2 separate regions of the Homo sapiens genome follow, and region 2 is linked to region 1. Evidence: chromatin loops called from intact Hi-C (ENCODE). Cell type or tissue: endothelial cell of umbilical vein. All regions are shown on one strand. Each heading gives the region's core, and the rest is flanking DNA. Links, peaks and the distances in the headings are about the cores only.

Evidence for each region. Hi-C counts contacts between places; a loop is a spot of excess contacts. Peaks named below come from ENCODE experiments on the same cell type or tissue, not always from the same donor. Only the 100,000 strongest peaks of a DNase experiment are listed, where the experiment ranks them.
Region 2: it touches region 1 in a loop (7-fold over the local background); 13 of 110 quality-filtered maps call a loop at or near these places.

What each region holds. Positions count from the first base shown.
Region 1 is chr15:43,908,755-43,918,843 of GRCh38, reverse strand. FRMD5 (FERM domain containing 5) reads left to right here. Exons shown (of 14, transcript NM_032892.5): 5 at 8,865-8,962. Among named protein-coding and RNA genes, the nearest start is that of WDR76, 87 kb to the right of the region's middle. In endothelial cell of umbilical vein, for the core only: no CTCF peak of the experiment used is centred there; DNase peaks (open chromatin) are centred at 5,423 and 7,413; H3K27ac peaks cover 3,404 bases.
Region 2 is chr15:44,024,724-44,034,812 of GRCh38, reverse strand. All of the region lies in intron 1 of FRMD5 (FERM domain containing 5), which reads left to right. Among named protein-coding and RNA genes, the nearest start is that of FRMD5, 170 kb to the left of the region's middle. In endothelial cell of umbilical vein, for the core only: no CTCF peak of the experiment used is centred there; DNase peaks (open chromatin) are centred at 4,422, 4,502, 5,642 and 6,202; H3K27ac peaks cover 2,715 bases.

The DNA of each region.
Region 1 (10,089 bases), core at 1,161-9,160:
TGAGTGAGAGCTTCAAAGCTTCCCCAGGATTTTGTGTATCTGAGCGAAATTTACTGTGAAAGTCTCACCTCAGAGATTCAAGAACTCTACAACATGGATCCCTAATTTTTATATTAGAAAGACCTAATTTTGACATAAGCAAAACCTTGATGTTACTTTGTAGAAGGCAGGACCATAGGTAAGGATGTGATGCCAGGGAATCCTAGAGCTGAGGAAGAGATAGGACTGTCAGCTCTAACCCCTTCCCTAAGACCGTGGAGACAGCAAAGGTGGGAATGAGGATATTGCCAGCCATATAGACGGGTTATCCTGTAAGGCTTTGAGATCCACTCCTAGATCCTTAACTGCTTGGGAAAATTCCAAAGACAGAAAAGGAGGAGGGAAGAAGGAGGAAAGAATATGGAATTCTTTTCTTTTTTGAGACAGAGTTTCGCTCTTGTTGCCCAGGCTGGAGTGCAGTGGCGCGATCTCAGCTCACTGCAACCTCCACCTTCTGGTTTCAAGCGATTCTCCTGCCTCAGCCTCCTGACTAACTGGGATTACGGGCGCCTGCCACCACGGCTGGCTAATTTTTGTATTTTTAGTAGAGACGGGGTTTCACCATGTTAACCAGGCTGGTCTCGAACTCCTGAGCTCGTGACCCGCCTGCCTCAGCCTCCCAAAGTGCTGGGATTACAGGCATGAGCCACCGTGCCCGGCCAGAATTATTTTCATTTCCTGATCTAAAGAGCATGCCAGGTGAAAGGAGCAAAAATTTCTCTAAGAGAGGAAATCAGGAAATGGGGAGAGGAGGGGGCCAAGAAGCAGGCATTATCAGTACAAAGGCAACAAGGAAGTGGGACAGGGGAGAAAAGTGGCTTCTTCGGCATGGGCCCTTCACATGGGAGTTGAGGGAGATCCTCTTCAGGAAGGCTTGTTTCCTGCAGATGCATAGGGCAGCGTGTACCCACCTACTTTGAAGCACTGAAGACAGTGAAGAGTGTAGCTAGAACCAAATCTCATGTCTCTTACTAGGCATAGAAGCCCCAGGCTCTGCTCATCTATGTGGAAGTGGAGGTGGCTCTTGCTTTGCTTCAGAAAACCAAATCCATCCAAATCATAGACACCCTAAGGCTTTAGGTAGGTGAGTAAGGGTAGAACCACTATGTTTAAAATTTCAGGCCAGGTGTGGTGGCTCACGCCTGTAATCCCAGAACTTTGGGAGGCTGAGGCGGGCGGATCACCTGAAGTCAGGAGTTCGAGACCAGTCTCGCCAACTTGGTGAAGCCCCATCTCTACTAAAAATACAAAAATTAGCCGGGCCATCACGCCTGTAATCCCAGCTACTCGGGAGGCTGAGGCAGGAGAATCACTTGAACCCGTGAGGTGGAGGTTGCAGTAAGCCAAGATTGCGGCATTACACTCCAGCCTGAGTGACACAGTGAGACTCTGTCTCAAAAAAAAATTTTTTTCAAGAGTTTTGTTAAAATACCACTAGCCTGCCCCACTCATGATCTCCAGAGTGTTTGCCTTAGCTCTGAACTTCTGTCTGTCTCTGCTAAAAGAGGTACTGGTGCCAGGGCAGACCCCAAAGTTGGTACTCCTGTCTACATATCGGAGCAAACCTAACACGTCTTTGTTGTCCACCTCACTGGACCAACAGTGGGGATGAGAGGGAGCAGCCAGTGAGAGCACCACAGACACATGGCTTTCCAATTTGATTAAAGGACTGGAAATGTATGGTTATCTTGGCCCTTAGGAAGAGCTCTTAATAATACAATTTTCCGCCAGGCGTGGTGGCTCACGCCTGTCATCCCAGCACTTTGGGAGGGTGAGGTGGGTGGATCATCTGAGGTCAGGAGTTTGAGACCAGCCTGACCAACATGGTGAAACCCCGTCTCTACTAAAAAGACAAAATATTAGCCGGGTGTGGTGGTGCACACCTTTAATCCCTGCTTCTCGGGAGGCTGAGACAGGAGAATCGCTTGAACCCAGGAGGCAGAGGTTGCAGTGAGCCAAGATCACGCCATTGCACTCCAGCCTGGGCAACAAGGGTGAAACTCTGTCTCAAAAAAAAAAAAAAAATACAATTTTGTAAATCCAGTGTCACTATCTTACATGAATGGACAGACCTTCCTACCCAAGAAGCAGCATAGACCTGGGAGCTCAGATCTTACTTATGTTACTTGTTGGCTGTATACAGCCAAATAAGATACTTAACTTGGAAATAAGATACTTAACCTCTCTAACCTTAGATTACTCATTTATAAAATGGGGATAGTGATATCTACCTCATAGAATTGTCGGGAAGATTAACCACTATCCCGGCCTCTTACACTTCTTAATACACCCACAGTGAGCCTTGCACTGAGCAAAGTCTCAATATTTCGTTGCCAGATTCATTACACAGTCCGTAGGCCCCAGGGGCTCTGCATCATGCACAAGTACAGTTAGTACTGGCTTTTCTTCCTTGTTTATGTGAAAGGTACTTCTTTTCTAATAATCTCCACTCCTCCTCTGTCCCCTTTCCCCACCAGCTAGAATCCTAAAACTTAAGCAGCTAACTTCTGTTTCCTGAGAGAGAAAGCTATCCCAGGTAGTCATCCAAGTCCTGGTAAGCACAGCATTAGGACCATGGCCAGGCCTCTCACCAAGTCAGCAGACTTCAAGGACACTGGCAAGAGAAGGAGCTCCTCTCGGTCTGCATGCATTTGTGCTAACCATCTTGGGCAATTTTCCCCTCTCTCTCAACCTCACCAGCGTTCTTTACCTAGTATGCAGTTTTCCAGCATTGTCAGGAGTGTGAACCACCGGTGCCTGGGCCTGCTTTGCAGTCTTTGTGCCTCCCCCTCCCTGGGGCATTCTGTGAGCCTGTGGAATTAGCTGCATTTTTCTCCTCATTCACATCCCTACTGATCTTAAGAGAGGAGATACCGGGCCCAGCCTCACTCAACATCCGTAATTCATCCCTGGCTTAGAGCCCTCCATCCCACCTTGCTGCCAAACTAATTTAGCTGTCAGTGTGTTTTTTCCAGGCAATATTGGTCCTAAATTTCACTGCTGTCTCAGCCATTCCCATAAAGCCAGGCTGAGAGAAGGGGGTGAAGTAGGGAGTACAGAACTTGCTTCAGTTTATCTCTTGGCTTCTTCCCAGATGATAAATTTAGTTGCCAAATCCTGATTAATTTCTTTTGTCATTTTTAAAGTAATAAACAGATTTTCTTGTCTAGGCTAGAGACAAGGCAAAGAAAATGGGAAATTCAGGTACCAGATTTGGCTTTTAACAGGGATTGCAGGTGTATGAACTCTTTGGAAAGATCAAGTAGGAGAAGGAAACTGACTGCAAATGGGGCCCCGCCGTCCAAGGAAGCAAAATGTCTGACACACAACAGGTGCTCCAAAAAACGTTAACAGGATGAATCAAGACATACATGAACGAACGGAGTCACCAGGCCACTGTGCCTTCAGTGAACATCGCTTGAGCCTAGCTTAGGCTAAGATGGATTGGCAAACTTTTTCTGTAAAGGGCCAAATAGTAAGTATTTTTGGCTTGTCGGGCCATATGGTCTCTGTCGCAACTACTCAATTCTGTCATTGTAGTGTGAAAGCAGCCATAGACGATACATAAATGAATGAGCAAGGCTGTGTTCCAGTAAAATTTTATTCCATTGGAAACTATGGCAGTGGGCTGTAGTTTGCCAACCCCTGGGCTAAGAAATCAGAGAGCTGGCTTCAAATCCCAGGTTGTTCTTTAACTAGCTCTGTGACAAGGCAAGAACAGTATCTCTAAGCACTCAGTCTCTTCATCCATTAAACAAGGATTAAAATGGTAGTCACAGGCTGGGCGCAGTGGCTCACGCCTGTAATCCCAGCACTTTGGGAGGCTGAGGTGGGCGGATCACCTGAGATCAGGAGTTTGAGACCAGCCTGGCCAAAATGGTGAAACCCTGTCTCTACTAAAACTACAAAAAATTGGCCAGGCGTGGTGGCACGTGCCTGTAATCCCTGCTACTCAGGAAGCTGAGGCAGGAGAATCACTTGAACCCGGGAGGTGGAGGTTGTGGTGAGCCGAGATTGCACTACTGCATTCCAGCCTGGCAACAGAGCAAGACTCCATCTCAAAAAAAAAAAAAAAAAAAAAGGTAGTCACCTCATAGAGTTGCTGGGAGGACTGAATGAAACAGGGCACACAGCATGCACTCAGTAAATGTGAGTCTTTATTGTTATTTTGTTTTGTTATTATTTTGCCATCTCCCCCATTGGAATGTAAGCTCCATTAACAGGACTCCAGGTTGTTCCCTACTGCATTCCCAGCACCTGTGACAGTGCCTGGCACATATAGTAAGTGTCAGAACTGGATGGATGGATGATGGATGGATGATGGATAGATGGATAAGCTAGGCACAGGATGTTTAGGCTCTGTAGAAGAATATTAAAAGTAAATAAAACATAGTCTCTGACTTCAAGGAGCTTACAGTCTAATATTGGGGAGGAAGACGTACTAAACATAATTATAGTCAGGAAAAAGGAAATAGTAAATAGGGGAAGCCAGTGGCAAAGAATCTATTTGAAGGGAAGGTAAGGCCAAAGGATCTTCTGGAAAAAACTCTCCAGGAGCCTCCAGTGCTTTCCAGAGTTCACAGCCTTAAACTCTGGAAATGCCTGTGGACTCATTTCTACCCTCTGATATCAGAAAGCATTATGCCAAAGCCAATACCCTGGAGAGATGTTCGTGTTACACAAAAGCTCAGGTTTTCCCTGGCATCTTGCAGGCTCTTGCTAATTCTGTCCTGATTCACACTCCAATCAATTTAGGACAACACTAGCATTCAAACAAAAATGGAGGTGAGGTAAAGCCCCTCTGAGGCCAGAAAGAGATCAGCAGAGTTTAAAAAACAAAAAACCAGTTTCCTCAGAAGCAAGCGTGTTCTCCTAAATCCGGTCTAGAGCTCATTTCTCCTTTAGTCTCAGTGAGAATATCTCTCTGATAACAAAGGGTCCTCCTGACTTGGATTAGGACTAACCTGATAACTAAGTGAATTACCATGGGCCGAGTCAGAAGGCCTGGATTCTGATTGCTGTGTTACCTCAGATAAGTCACTCTCCATCTCTGGACTTCTATTTCCTTGGCTATGAAATGTTCTGAGGTTCAGAGATTCAGGAGGGCTGCACTAGGCAGCCCCAGCAGGCTGATCCCTTGCCTGGCAACACACAGTGGCCCTGGAGATAGTGCCTCAGGCAACAAGATAGTCTTCCTTAGGCCCTTGTGTGGCAGGGGAGAACATGCCAGGGTCTCTTGTGAATAGGTCTAAGGATGCTATGAGTCATGTGGAATATATTTCCACCAACAACATTGAGTCACTGGTTATCTTCTTAAATGAACCAAACACAAAGCTCGATGGAAGCCACTGTGGCAGAAAGGGAGGGGGAGCCCTGGTGCAGCTCATTCTCTCTCTTGAAGCTGTCAGTTGATTCTTTCATGAGCTCATCTCCTCTTGCCCTCAACTATGGTTTGTTTCTTTAGGATACTGGTGTATCCTTTTCCCTCTTCCCATCTAGTTTTATGACATTGCCTGAGAATGCCCTGTGGCCTTGCCTTTAACCTCCCTGCAGCTGTTTTATCACCAGAAATCAAAAGGAACCCTGCCCAGCAGTGGAAAGCCTTGTTTCTATTCCAGTTCACCTGAGGCCATTACCTGCCATCAATAATGATGCCTTGGAAAGACAGTGGTTCTCAGTGTGAGCAGGATCATGTTCCCTTGGGTGGGAGGAGAAGGGGAGCAAATCAGAAACTTTAAAGGGGCCTTTTCTTTTCTTTTTTTTTTTTTTTTGAGATGGAGTTTTGCTCTCGTCAGCCAGGCTGAAGTGCAGTGGCACGATCTTGGCGCACTGCCACCTCTGCCTCCTGGGTTCAAGCAATTCTCCTGCCTCAGCCTCTCCCAAGTAATTGGGATTACACGCCGACACCACCATGCCTGGCTAATTTTTTTTTTTTTTTTTTGTATTTTTAGTAGAGATGGGGTTTCACCATGTTGGCCATGGTGGTCTCGAACTCTTGACCTCAGGTGATCCACCCACCTCGACCTCCCAAAGTGCTGGGATTACAGGCGTGAGCCACCGCGCCCGGCCCAAAGGGGCCATTTCAAACCACAGGAGCACCCCCAACACATACAGATTCTGACGGGCTCCCCCTGGAAGATGTTCCCCTCTCTGCCACATTGAGAATCACTGCCCAGAGCCATGTTATCCCTTTGTAATATCTCCTTTAGTCCAATATGTACAGTCCCTGAATTTTGGACACAGACAAGCAGAGAAACATGGAAGACGTGATGCGTGAATCCAGGCCCAGGGAGTGATCAGTGAGTAAGGGGCAAAAGGTTTGCATCCACATCCTGCTGAAGCCTGTGGAAGGTGGGAGTTGGAACAGTGAGAGGCAGAGAAGTGCTCACTCACTCTCTCCCACACACCGTGTGGCATTTCGCTGTGGGAAGCAGAGTGAAGACGAGCTTGATTTGGTAGATCCATCTTAATTATTCACTCTACATGATGTCTTTTTTCCTTTCGTTTTTCTTGGCAAACATTTGGGCAGAGTAGGGTTGGTGGGAGTGAGGGGATGGGTTCTTATTAACTTCCAGGCTAAGACTCACCTTCCCTTTGGTCTGAGGAAGGCAGTCCATCCTGCTGTGGTTAGAAGATGGCTTTTGAATTTTCTTAGGACAGCTTCTTAAATTTTAATCTATACACAAATCACCTGGGGATCTTGTTAAAAGGTGTAGGTGGAAGTGTAGGATGGGCCTATATTCTTTATCTCCAATAAGCTCTCAAGTGATGCTGATACCCCTGATATGTGGGCTACACTTTGAGTAGCAAGCGCTGAGGAGAGAAGATGGCTTGGTTGCTCCCTCATTTCTGTTTGTTAATTGCTTGAATCTTCAAGCCCAAGCCTCTCAGAGTTACCTGCTAGGACCCCTTCCTACCACCTCCTAGAAGTTGCACTGTCAACAGCCCTCTTCCTGTTGAGCATTTTTACATGATCAAGTGGACAAGGAATCCTCTGTTTCATTCTTCAGCCCGAAAACAGAAACAATGGAAACCTCCAACTGTCCAGGGAGGGGTCAATTTCTTTTTGGTTCAGACTGTTCGAATTTAAAGGAATTTTACTACATTTTCATTACTCCCCTAGGGATGCTGGACCATAAAAGTTAAAATAACAAGCGTTTAATTGTCTCAGAGTGTCTATGGGTCAGGAATTCAAGAGCAGCTTAGCTGGGTGGTTCTGGCTCAGGGTCAATCACGAGGTTGCAGTCAGGAGGTTGGCTGGGGCTGCAGTGATCCACAGGCTTGACTGGAGGTGGGGACTTCATTTCCATGATGGGTCATTCAAATGGCTGTTGGCCGAAAGCCTCAGTTCCTTGCTGGCTGTTGGCAAAGGCCCCAGTTCCTCACCACATGGACCTTTCTATAGGACTGCTGAAGCAACCTCAAGAAGAATGAGTGATCCAAGGGCAAGAGAACAAGGAGGAAGCTGCAATGACTTTATGATCTCAGAAGTCAGACACTCACTCATGCTTTATTCTATTGATAGAAGTGAGTCACCAAGTCTAAGCCATACTCAGAGAAGGAATTAAGCTCTACCTCATGAAATTAGGATTATCAAAGAATCTGTGGAAATATTTTTAAATCACCAGAGATGCTCCCTGGCCAAGGAGCCACCATGGTAGGTGACCCACTCAAGGGACTGATGCTCCTCATAATCTTACAGGTCTTCTAAGAAGAGCAATAAAGACCACACTCCTTGTGAAGACATTTCAAAATGGAAAGTCATCAATTCCATTCCACTGTGACAGGGTCCATCCAACTAGTGAAACTGCAAAGCATTTATAGTGCAAGGAGGGCAGAATATCATAGTGATGAAGAGCCAAGTTTAGGGGTCTCACAGTGCTGAAGTTGAATCCTGGCTCTTTCACTTAGTTGTACGTCCATGAGAAAATCACTAAAGCCTCAGCTTCTCTATCTGTAATAATGGGGATAATAACAGTACCTATCTCAAAGTGTCATGTGAGAATTAAATAAGTTATTGCATGTAAAGTGTGTAACACCTGGACTGGCAGATCGTAAGTGCTCAATACATGTCAGCTACTATTTGCTCTTGTTTTTGATATCCTGCTTCCACCTGAGGCAACAGCTTTCTGTATTTAAAGAGGTGCTGGCCCCAGGTTTCTGCTTCATTTGTGTGCTTCTTTCACCAGTGCCTCTTGTTGCAATTTTTTTTTTTTTTTTTTTTTTTTTTTTGAGACAAGGTCTCTCCGATTGCCCAGGCTAGAGTGCAGTAGCACAATCTCGGCTCACTCTTCTTACACTTTATTCCATTTCAAAGGTCTGGTTGACCTCGGTAACTGCAGGCTGTTTCCACATATGGACAGATTCTCTTGGTAAGTTGAGGCTGAACTCTTCCTGGGCTAGTTCCTTCACCCACCATTCTACTTAAGAAGGAACATCAGCTGGCATCCAAGGCGGAGAGAGGCCCAGTTTGCCAGTCTCTGATGGCATAGTTTTCTTTTTCGGCACCAGATCGACTGGGGCTGGCTCCTTCCAAAGCTCAGCACTGTGGGGTGATGCTTTTACCAGGAAACAGCCATTTCTGACTTGAGCTACAGGAGGAAACTGGCATATTTTTAACTGAACCTCAAGTCAGTTCAGGGCAAAGTACCTGAAAGAGTTTCCAGGGAAATGGAGAATGTATTTGTTCTACATTATGTTTTAGGATTTTTTTTTAATGTAGTAAAAGTATCCTGACAAAGATTTTGATAGGCTTACAATACATATTTCTATCTTTAAAGCAATCAAAGAAATCCTTTATAGTTTATTCTCTGTTTTCTCTCCAGGTATTTAGTCTTCCTGCAGATCAAAAGGGATCTCTACCATGGCCGACTCCTCTGTAAAACATCGGATGCTGCCTTGTTAGCAGCTTACATCCTTCAAGGTAATGACTTTTGACAGGATAAGTTTGCTTTTCATGCCAAGTACTGATTACATTATTTTCAGTTAGCACTGATGACTCCTTCTTGAATCTAAACATTATCTAGGCCAGGTGCTGTGGCTCACGCTTGTAGTCCTAGCACTTTGGGAGGCCGAGGTGGGCAGATCACCTGAGGTTAGGAGTTCGAGACCAGACTGGCCAACATGGTGAAACCCCGTCTCTACTAAAAATACGAAAGTTAGCCAGTGTGGTGGCACACACCTGTAGTCCCAGCTACTCGGGAGGCCAAGGTGCAAGAATTGCTTGAACCCAGGAGGTGGCGGTTGCAGTGAGCCGAGATTGCACCACTGCACTCCAGCCTGGGCAACAGACCAAGACTCCATCTCCAAATAAATAAATACATAAACAAACAAACAAACAGTATCTAACTTGAAGCAGAGTTCAAGTTAGAGAGTTTTTTTTGTTTGTTTTGTTTTGTTTTTTTTGAGATGGAGTCTTGCTTTGTGGCCTAGTCTGGAGTGCAGTGGTGCAATCTCGGCTCACTGCAACCTCTGCCCCCCAGGTTCAAGCTATTCTTCTGTCTCAGCCTCCTGAGTAGCTGGGACTGCGGGCGCCCACCACCATGCCCAGCTAATTTTTTTTTTGTATTTTTAGTAGAGATGGAGTTTCACCGTGTTGGCCAGGCTGGTCTCGAACCCCTGACCTCAGGTGATCCACCTGCCTCAGCCTCCCGAAGTGCTGGTATTACAGGTGTGAGCCACCACACCCAGCCAAGTTAGAGGATTTTGCTTGGATTTCCTAGAGCCAGAAAACACTGAACACTCAACCCTAAACTGCGCCTGAGATCTTACTACCAGCCCCTTAAAGTCATTCTGACTCTGTTTTAGGGATTTGTCCTGGGCCCCTGGTTGATAAAGTCCCTGAGACTCTGGAGTGTAATCAGACTTGATTTTTTCCCCATCCTCTCAGGCAAATCTCCAAGATATGAAGCATCTTAGAATTCTAGTATCTATTTCAGAGACCTTTTAGTTCAGTGTGCTCAAAGTTGAAAGTGTTTCCAAGTAACAAGCACATTTCCTAACAGGCTAATAAGTAAGAGTTGAGGCTTACCCAGCTGAGGCCCAGACTGG
Region 2 (10,089 bases), core at 1,217-9,216, 120 kb before region 1:
CGGTGTTTGACTAGGGCTTCTTAACTCTTCTCTTCCCCCCTCAGCTCCCAAGTTTCAGACTGCCCAAAGCCTGGAAAAAGAGCTAAATCTAAAATTAGCTGAAGTTGCTGAGGATGCAACTTGGAGGTTGGGGCACAGACTTAGACAAGCCTTACGTCTTCCTGCTCCAGACAGTGCTAAGTAAGGGGGAAATATTTTCCTAAGATAGATGGGCACATAACCCCATTAACTCCCAAAGGAGTATGAAAGGGAATATGTGCTTATTTCACAATAATCTTTTATTGCAAAATTTACTGATGCAGAAGCAGAAACTAATGCAGGTGGCAAGTGAGAGGAATGTAACTTTGTTTCCCAGCATTTAGAAGTCCGTGAACCCAAGTGTAGACCAAGTGAACCTTTAAAGACAACACATGGGTATTACTTGGTCAGGGTAACAGACCATATAAGTAGGTAGTCAAATAATTCTAACTAGAAAACCTGAAAAAATAAATTGCTGAAAAAGGAGGTTGAATGAACAGTAATCATTCCTGTGTGATTAGTAAACTTTTAAGACCCTGTTATGGTGAATTGTATCACTGTACTTTTCAAGTAGACAACATTCAATTAGACACCTGCCTAAGGAGCATATTTTTCATTGACTTTTGATTATCAAAAATTGAGATCTTTCTCATGCCCAGACTATTGCCAAGGAAACAAGAGTAACAGTTTCCACTCAGCAGCCTGGCTAAATTCCAGAACCCCATGTGACTGGGCAGACTCCTGGAGTCTTTCTGATGACCAATATCAGAGATGCCTTGTCTGTGGCCTATTGTGTTTTCCTGTATAAATGCTTCATGGGAAAATTTATACTCTAGATCAAATAAATAAGAGCGAATCCTAATCACCTTTTATTGAACACTTAATAAATACCAGACAGTATGCCAAGCCTCAAACATAAATGATCTTATTTAATTCTTACGAATCTTAGGGACAAACCGTTTTCACTCATGTTGTAGAGGAAGCTAGCCTAAGAGAGTTCAAACAACTTACCCCAACTCACCCAGTTACTAAGTTTCAGAATCAGAATTTGAACTCAAGGAGTTTGATGTTTATGCCCATGATTTTAATCATTATATTCTACTGCCTTTTCTCTTCCCGTTTTTGAAATTAGCTCAGAACTAAAACCATTTTCGAAATATTAGAATTGTTTACTGGTGTAATTCTCTGTACAAAAATCTTACAAAGCAAGTGTAAACAATGGAATAAATGAAAGCTTCAAGTGAATATACACAATGAAAATTATATATGAAAATATTAAGTTCATTTATGCTATATCAAAAAAGAGACTTGAACAAAAACTATTATTTGGGATATTTATTGAAATGCCTCTTAAAAGAGAATTTGCCTCTTATCAGTTTGAAAAACTTTATTTTTTTTTTAACTTTTAGGTTTGGAGGCACATGTGAAGGTTTTTTACATATGTAAACATGTGTTACAGGGGTTTGTTGTAGATATTATTTCATCACCCAGATATTAAGCCCAGTATCCAATAGTTATCTTTTCTGCTCCTTTCTCTCCTCGCATCCTCCCCCTTCAAGTAGACCCAGTGTCTGTTATTTCCTTCTTGTGTTTATAGGTTCTTATAATTTAGCTATAATTAGCAAAATTATATTTTATCATTTAGCTACCACTTATAAGTAAGAACATGTGGTATTTGGTTTTCTGTAACTGTGTTATTTTTCTAAGAATAATAGCCTCCAGCTCCATCCATGTTCCTGCAAAAGACATGACCTTGTTCTTTTTTATGGCTGCATAGTATTCCATGGTGTATATGTACCATATTTTCTTTATGCAATCTGTCATTGATGGGCATTTAGGTTGATTCCTTGTCTCTGCTGTTGTGAATAATGCTGCAGTAAACATCCACATGCATGTGTCTTTATGGCAAAATGATTTATCTTCCTCTGGGTATATACCCAGTAATGGGATTGCTGGGTCCAATGGTAGCTCTGCTGTTGAGCTCTTTGTAGCGAGGAATTGCCATACTGCTTTCCACAATGGTTGAACTAATTTACACTCCCACCAACAGTGTATAAGTGTTCCCTTTTCTCCACAACCTCACAAGTATCTGTTATATTTTGACTTTTTAATAATAGCCTTTCTGACTGGTGTGAGATGGTATCTCCTTGTGGTTCTGATTTGCATTTCTCTAATGATGAGTGATATTGAGCTTTTTTTCCATATGCTTGTTGGCTGCATGTATGTCTTCTTTTGAGAAGTGTCTGTTTGTGTCCTTTGCCCACTTTTTAATGGGGTTGTTTGTTTTTTCTTGTAAATTTAAGTTCCTTATGGATGCTGGATATTACACCTTTGTCAGATGCATAGTTTGAAAATATTTTCTCCATTCTGTAGGTTGTCTGTTTACTCTGTGGACAGTTTCTTTTGCTGTGTCTGCAGAAGCTCTTCAGTTTAATTAGATCCCACTTGTCAATTTTTGCTTTCATAGCAATTGCTTTTGGCATCTTTGTCATGAAATCTTTGCTTGTTCCTATGTCCAGGATGGTATTGCCTAGGTTGTCTTCCAGGGTTTTCATAGTTTTGGGTTTTACAGTTAAGTCTTTATCCATCTTGAGTTGATTTTTGTATATAATGTAAGGAAGGGGTCCAGTTTCTATCTTCTGCATATGGATAGACAGTTTTCCCACCACCATTTATTGAATAGGGAGTCTTTTTCCCCGTTGCTTGTTTTTGTCAGCTTTGTTGAAGATCAGATGGTCATAGATGTGCAGCCTTATTCCTGGGCTCTCTATTCTGTTCCATTGGTCTATGTGCCTGTTTTAGTACCAGTACTATGCTGTTTTGGGTACTGTAGACTTGCAGGAATTATTTTCTACCCTGCTTGAATTTTAAAATAGCTCTCAAGGGACCTGATCCATAAAGATTTGCATCTATAATCTATAGAGTTGGAGCAGAATAATCATTTGATAAAAATGAAAGATGTCCCCATTTTTAGTTTCTCTAACGTTCAAGTAATCTTAAAGTTAAGGCAGATGTAAGGATAAGATGATTGGGGAATATCATGAAAATAGCCACCAAATACTGGACTACGTGAAATAGGACCAAAAGGGGTTAACATTGCCATGGACTGAACATGTTTGTACCCTGCAAAATTCATATGTTGAAACCTAATCCCCAGTGTGATGGTATTAGAAGATGGGGCCTTCGGGAGGTGGTTAGGTCATGAGGATAGAGTACTCATGATTGGGATTAATGACCTTATAAGGGGTTGAAGATACCAGATTTCTCCCCTTCCACCATGTAAGGACATATTAAGAAGGCACCATCTATGAACCAAGAAGAGGGCCCTTACCAGACACCATGAATGGCTGGCACCTTAATCTTAGATTCTCAGCCTCCAGAACTATGAGAAATAAATTTCTGTTGTTTATAAGCCACCCAGGTTATGGTATTTTGTTACAGAAGCCCAAATGGACTAAGACAAACATTAATTTTGTTTTTATATTTTCATAGAGAAATGATGGGATAACTGTAATATCCAGTTGTGTGTGGCTTTTTTTTCTCCCCTGTGGAAGAGGGGCCCTGGGCAGAACTTTATATTCTTGCACTTTTCAAGGACTTCAACCTTCATCTACACCACTATTCTAATTATTTTTATCACCCAAGCAGGTAGCTGAGTGTGCAGCACCCATCCATCCAGGCAGGTGGGAGCCCAAAGCACTCCTCACTAGGGTTGTAGAGCATGTGAGTATCTAGTCACTTGGCCAGAGCTTTTGACTAGGAGACCCAGTCAGACTGACTGACACTCCTCCTGCATCACTTTAGGGCTTCTTTTTTTTTTTCTTTTTCTGGTCTCTTTTGGAAAACCTGCTTCGGCAAATTCTTGTTGTTTTAATAGAGAATAGATTTCTTCTGCCTATTTAGTTCAGACCATTATTCTCTCTCCTATCTTTTTCAGACTTTGCACTCTTAAGTTTCTCTCATCCAGCACTTCCCTCTTCTTCCTTTCCACGTAACTTCAAGTGTGAGGGTGACAGAAAGACTGCAGATTTTGTGGAGACAGAGTCAAACCATGCCAAACTTCCATCTTCCTCCTCCTTCACCTTCTCCTTTTTGGGGATTGTAATGGGATCCATGGTATCACTGAGCTTTGCTACAAGGTGGAGTTGCCATTGATTATAGTGTTTAACTAGGGAGACTCAGAAAGGGAAACATACTTGCTTTTTCCTAGCATAGGGTTTTGTTTCCATTAAGCTTGAGAATGAATGAAGTTTACAGGAAGCTAGAAGTTTCACTGAGTCAATCCCTGTTCGCTTTATTCATCCAGGGCTTTGAAGTCATTAACACATAAAGTAGTGCTGAATTATAAATCTTGTCAGTAACACTAAGTATTTTCAGTTGTACATTATACTGTTGCTCAAGGAGAAGTAAATACAAAAATAAACAAACAGTAGAGGGCAGAATCAGGATTTATAAATGGAGTGGCTTTGTGATTCTGCTCTTCATAATCTGACTCTGGGTATGGGATTTGGATACGTAAATCTTATTAGAGCACCAATTTCCCCTCCTTCCCTCACCCCTCACCCCAGTTCAACAAAAATTAATTTTGTAAAAAAAAAAAATCAGTGTTGTAATGATCACACATGTTCATTCCCATTTAGTCTGCCTAAAGTTATGCCAGGAATTCTGTTCCAGGAAGTACAGATTTACAACATCAGCTGTCAACTTTTTTGTTTCCCATGTTCCAGTCTCTTTGAGAGCATCAGGCTACCAAGGCAGAGAATTTGTGATTTGTTTGTTCACTTATTCTTTAATTACCAGAAACATTGGAGGCTAGAGTACAAAAATGAATAAAACATAGTCCATACTCAAAAAATATATAATTCAAAGAGGCTTTTCATTCATAAGTTCTTTCAGTGTTTACTGATGATGTTCTTCAGGTGTTCTCACTTGCAGAATGCTGTGGCCATGCATCAGAATCACCTGAGACGTTACTAAAAATTAGCATTGCGTATGCTCCACCCCAGACCTACTGAATCGGAATCTCTAAGCATCTGTTCTGTTTTAAAGCCTGATAGGTAATTTTAATGTTATTGCTAGAGTGTTGAGAAACAAATTTACTGTGGAAAGTACAGTGATTGAATATGTCTGCACCTCAATCCTATATAGCCTTGTGTTTTAGTTACCATGTCAGCATATGTCAGCCTGTGTCTCCACCTCAATCCTGTATAAGCTTGTATTTTAGTTACCATATTTTCTCTGTACTGTTCCCTGTTATGTTCTGTTTACTAATCCTAGCCACTAGAATACCTATAGGTTTAATAGCTTTAACACTGAAATTATCCTGGGGCAGGTAAAATAAAGTTGCTGCTAAACACCAGAGTTAGTTTATTGGTTCAGACATCACCCATTCTGGTTCCTATTGCTGCTTTCTTATTGTGACTGCAAGGTCGAAATCCTGCACAGCTATTTGTGGTTCTGGTTTTTTTTTTTCCTTGAAGCAAAAGGATGCAGCAGTGTTATCCGAAGGGCTTTAAACAGTGAACCAAATGTAAGTTAAATATGGTGGCAGGAGCCATTCCATAAAGGTTACAAACTTGTTTTAGGAGTGAAGTGGGGACTTTTTTGGCTTGGTGCCAAAATGGAACTGGCATTGTTTTTTCAATTCAGCCTGCCTGGTATTTCTATCATAGCTTTGCTAGTTGATCAGTTTCCTCTCACTATGGCCTCTTATTCATTCCTTCATTTGGCAAATATTTGTTGAATACCTACTTATGTCAGGCACTGTTAAAGCAGTGGATGTAGTGGTAAATAAAATAGAAATGGTTTAGTCTATTTCTTTGAGCCTTCCTCAGAGAAAATGTCACTTCTTTGTCAATGTCTTTACAGCCTTTATCCTGAGACCAGGAGAGAAAAATTACCTAAATATCCAGTCTAGTTTAAAGCTTAAACTGATCCAGTAATTCAGACAGTCCCTTGGGGTAGTGTCATAAATGATGGCCATAGGTGTCTCCTGGTCTCAGGGGCAAGGTCCCTCATCCACTTTAGTGCTGCTTGTTCTGCTGTCATTTAGGGCTGAAATATGTGGCTGTAGGCTGCTTGCTCAGAACCCAGTAGCACTCTGGCTACCTGGGCCTCCCCCTGACTTCTGGTTGCACCCCCCTGAGCCTCTGGTGTGTCTGCCATCCAGTTCATCCTCTTATAATCTCTCAGTATCTGTGCCTTATGGGAACTATGGGGGCTCAGGAAACCTGAACCTCAGACACTTCTCTACCAGACCTGCTACAACGCTGAGTCACTGTTTCTGTGCACCATGTTGTGGTGGAGGCTGCCTGAGAGTTGATCTTCTCTAGACTCCCAAACATGAAGAAGGAGTGGGCACTTGGCCTTTGATTTTATCCTCACTTATTTAACAAACTGATTTATCTCCAGGCTGAGGAAATCAGTGTTGCTTTGCTGCACTTCCATCTCGCATAGTCTGGAAGTCTGGAAGGACTTTTTCCTACATTATATCCTTCTCTTGCCATAGACCTAGCATGGCAGTTATAGTTGGATGGAATATCTCCTCTACACTCCCTTTTGTATGGGCATGTTGGTTGATATAGAAAAGGGAGAAAAAGTATTTTGGAAAAGTCTTTAAGATGACTTTTCGCTTATAAACTACTGTTTTCCTGCATGTCATAGATTATATTTTTCTCTGCTTGTTCATTCTCCCTTCCTTTTCCGTGTGATATGCAACACCTCCTATGAGAGGAGTACACATCCTTGCCCCATTGATGTTAGGCTTAAATGTGTGACTTTCTTTGGCCAGTGACGTGTGAACAGATATGATATAGACCACATCTGGGCAGAAGTTTTGAAAGTCAGCACAGGGCCGGGCGCGGTGGCTCATGCCTGTAATCCCAGCACTTTGGGAGGCCGAGGAGGGCAGATCATGAGGTCAGGAGATAGAGACCATTCTGGCTAACACAGTGAAACCCTGTCCCTACTAAAAATATGAAAAATTAGCTGGTTGTGTTGGCACGCACGTGTAGTCCCAGCTACTCGGGAGGCTGAGGCAAGAGAATCGCTCAGGAGGCAGAGGTTGCAGTGAGCTGAGATGGCACCACTGCACTCCAGCCCGGGCAACAGAGCGAGACTCTGTCTCGGAAAAAAAAAAAAAAACAAAAAAAAAAACTAGAAAAGAAAGTCAGCACAGGTTTCCACCAGCCCTCTTTATTCCTTCTGCCGTGAAAGTGGCATGACCAAAATCAGGGCTGTTGCTTCTGCAAGGGTCGCAGAATAAGAGTCATGTAACAGAAACCAAGCTGCCCCTGACCTGAATCCAAACTGCACTGTAGTGAGAAAATTTTGTCCTTATAAACATGAAGATTTGGGGTTGTTACTGCAGCAAAGCTGACTTAATTCTTTCCAAATATTCCATGTTACATAACAAGAGGAACTAAATATGGAAAATATTCTAACCTCTAGTTTTTTTGGGTTTTTTTTGTTTTTGTTGTTGTTGTGTTTGTTTTTTGCTCTGGAGAAAGAAGTGACCATCGTTATGGAAATAAATGCTATGCATACAGCATATCCAGGTGAAAATTAGTAATTAAAGGATAGAAAGTCTTATTTTAAGATTGTGACATTGTTATAGGGACGTAATATAGAGAAGAAGGTACTAACCCTATTCAGTGGTGGGTTAATTCTGGGTTGTGATCCCAGGGTCATTGTCCACAGTTTGTGAACAACCATGGGATCCTTTCTGTCTTTATTTGTGTGGATGCAAGCGATATAGCTCAGATTCCAACAAACACCACAGATTCTTCTTGCTATTTTTTATTGCATTGTATTTTAGGAATTTGTAAACATGTAAGATTTATTTAGTGGTGAATACACCTGTTTATTTACTTACGCCAGAGGCAAGCAAAAGAACTGGTAGACAATGAAGAAAGAACTGTTGATCCCACAGTGATCATTTTAGCTAATCTGTGCACACATGGTAATCACCATGAGCAGAATAAATTTTGGAAAAAGAAAAATATAGTAGCTTTTTCCTTTAGAAATGCTTAGGATTCCTCTGGATTTGAGTGGTTGGAATTTCCCTGCTGATATATTTCTGGTTTGTATATAGAACTGCCCACCATTTTCTGTTTGAGAAAAATCATTTCATCATGCTCAAACCTTGGGTTTGCTAAGAAAAAATAATAGTCCTAACTTCGGATACTTTATTGTGATAGACAGGGCTTGCAACTGAATCTGATAACAGATTCGTAGTTCAGTTCTCTTGAGTAAATAAATAATAAGCTGTGAAGAAAAGCAACAATGTAGGGCCAAATCACTTTTAAAGTAATTGTTCATGTGCTATAAATGTGGAAAGGGAAAAAAACTAGATAGAACATGAGAAATACAGTAATAGTTAATCTAGTGTATTTTAATACAGTCAAATGCTATTTTAAATCGTAGAATAGGTATGACAGAAGAGGGTAATGAGTGGAACTTTTTGCTTAAGACAAAACATACTGAATGAAATTTGTTTCTATCAAGAAAGAGAGAGGCCAGATGTGGGGGTTCATGCCTGCAATCCCAGCACTTTGGGAGGCCAAGGCGGGTGGATCACTTGAGGTCAGCAGTTTGAGACCAGCCTGGCCAACATGGCGAAACCCTGTCTCTACCAAAAATACAAAAACAATGAGCCAGGCTTGGTGGTACATGCCTGTAGTCCCAGCTACTCAGGAGGCTGAGACACGAGAATCACTTGAACCCAGGAGGCAGATGTTGCAGAGAGCTGAGATGGTGCCACTGCACTCTAGCCTGGGTGACAGAGTGAGACTCTGCCCCACCCTGCCCCACCAAAAAAAGGAATTAAGGAGGGTGGAAGGAAATTAGGCTGACCATAATTGCCAGAGCCTGTATAAGTAAAGTGAATGAGAAAAGGTGTGATTTTCCTGGATCAGGTTTCAGAACTTATCCTGTTTAACAAAGAAAATCATATGTTGCTGATTCCCAGAAAGGCGGTAAGTGAGCAGCCACCAAGCCTGGCTCTCAAGAGTGGTAGGCTCCTCACCTGTCATTCAGTGGGCATCCATATCTGTTGGCTTTCTGTATACTATTCATATTTAATACTCCCTATTTTCTTAACACTCCCAGCTCTAATTCTTCCACAGATCCTACTGTACCAAATTTTATTCCAAAGTCAACAGCATTTCACATTTATACTTAGAATACTAATTAAATTATGAGTTACCATTTAATGCATAGAGTACCCTAATAACCTGAAAAATGAAGACTTGCTTCTGATGTTGACTTACTCAGTTGTTCCTATACTTTGGCAGACTGCATAGATGTATAAGATATTAGATATAATACATATAATTACATATATTTGTGTGTGTGTATATATATGTGTGTGTGTACATTCTCCCATGCATCTCTTTTGTTTGCTAGAATATCCTTCTTATCAATATCTAACTTCCTTTAATGTCCATTTAAATGGCATTTCCTCTATGAAGCCTCCATTCACTCTCTCTTAACCCCTAGCTAGACGTTACCTCTTCCCATGTCTACATTCCAATAGCATTTAATTATTTTTTTCATAGGGAGTTTTAATGATATTTTGTTCTATATTATAGTTATTTGTATATATTTGTATCCCCCCTAATAATGGTGATGGTGGTAGCAGCTACCATATGTTGAGAACTTTCTGTTGGCCAGCCACTGGATTAAACTCTATTCCTCACAATACCACTGTGAGTTAAGTATTACTACCCCACTTCTACAAATGAGGAAGTTGAGGCTGAAAGAGCTTGAGCTAGGTGGGCCAAATTCATACAGCTAGTTTGGTAAAGTTGAGATTTAAAAGCAAATCTGTTACTCTCCAGATCTCATACCTATAAACCATTCCCCTATTACTCACTTATGAATTGAGTGAGGATGTAGGTTGAGGGCAAATGGAGGAAACTCACTTTTACTGAATGTATAATCTGTGCCTGACACTTGACTAAGAGCTTTCAGGTATTTTATCACATGAAGTAGATGTTTTTATTTACATTTTATGGATGAGAAAACCCATGCTTACTATAAACAAAGATAAAAATAACAGACTTTGAGAAG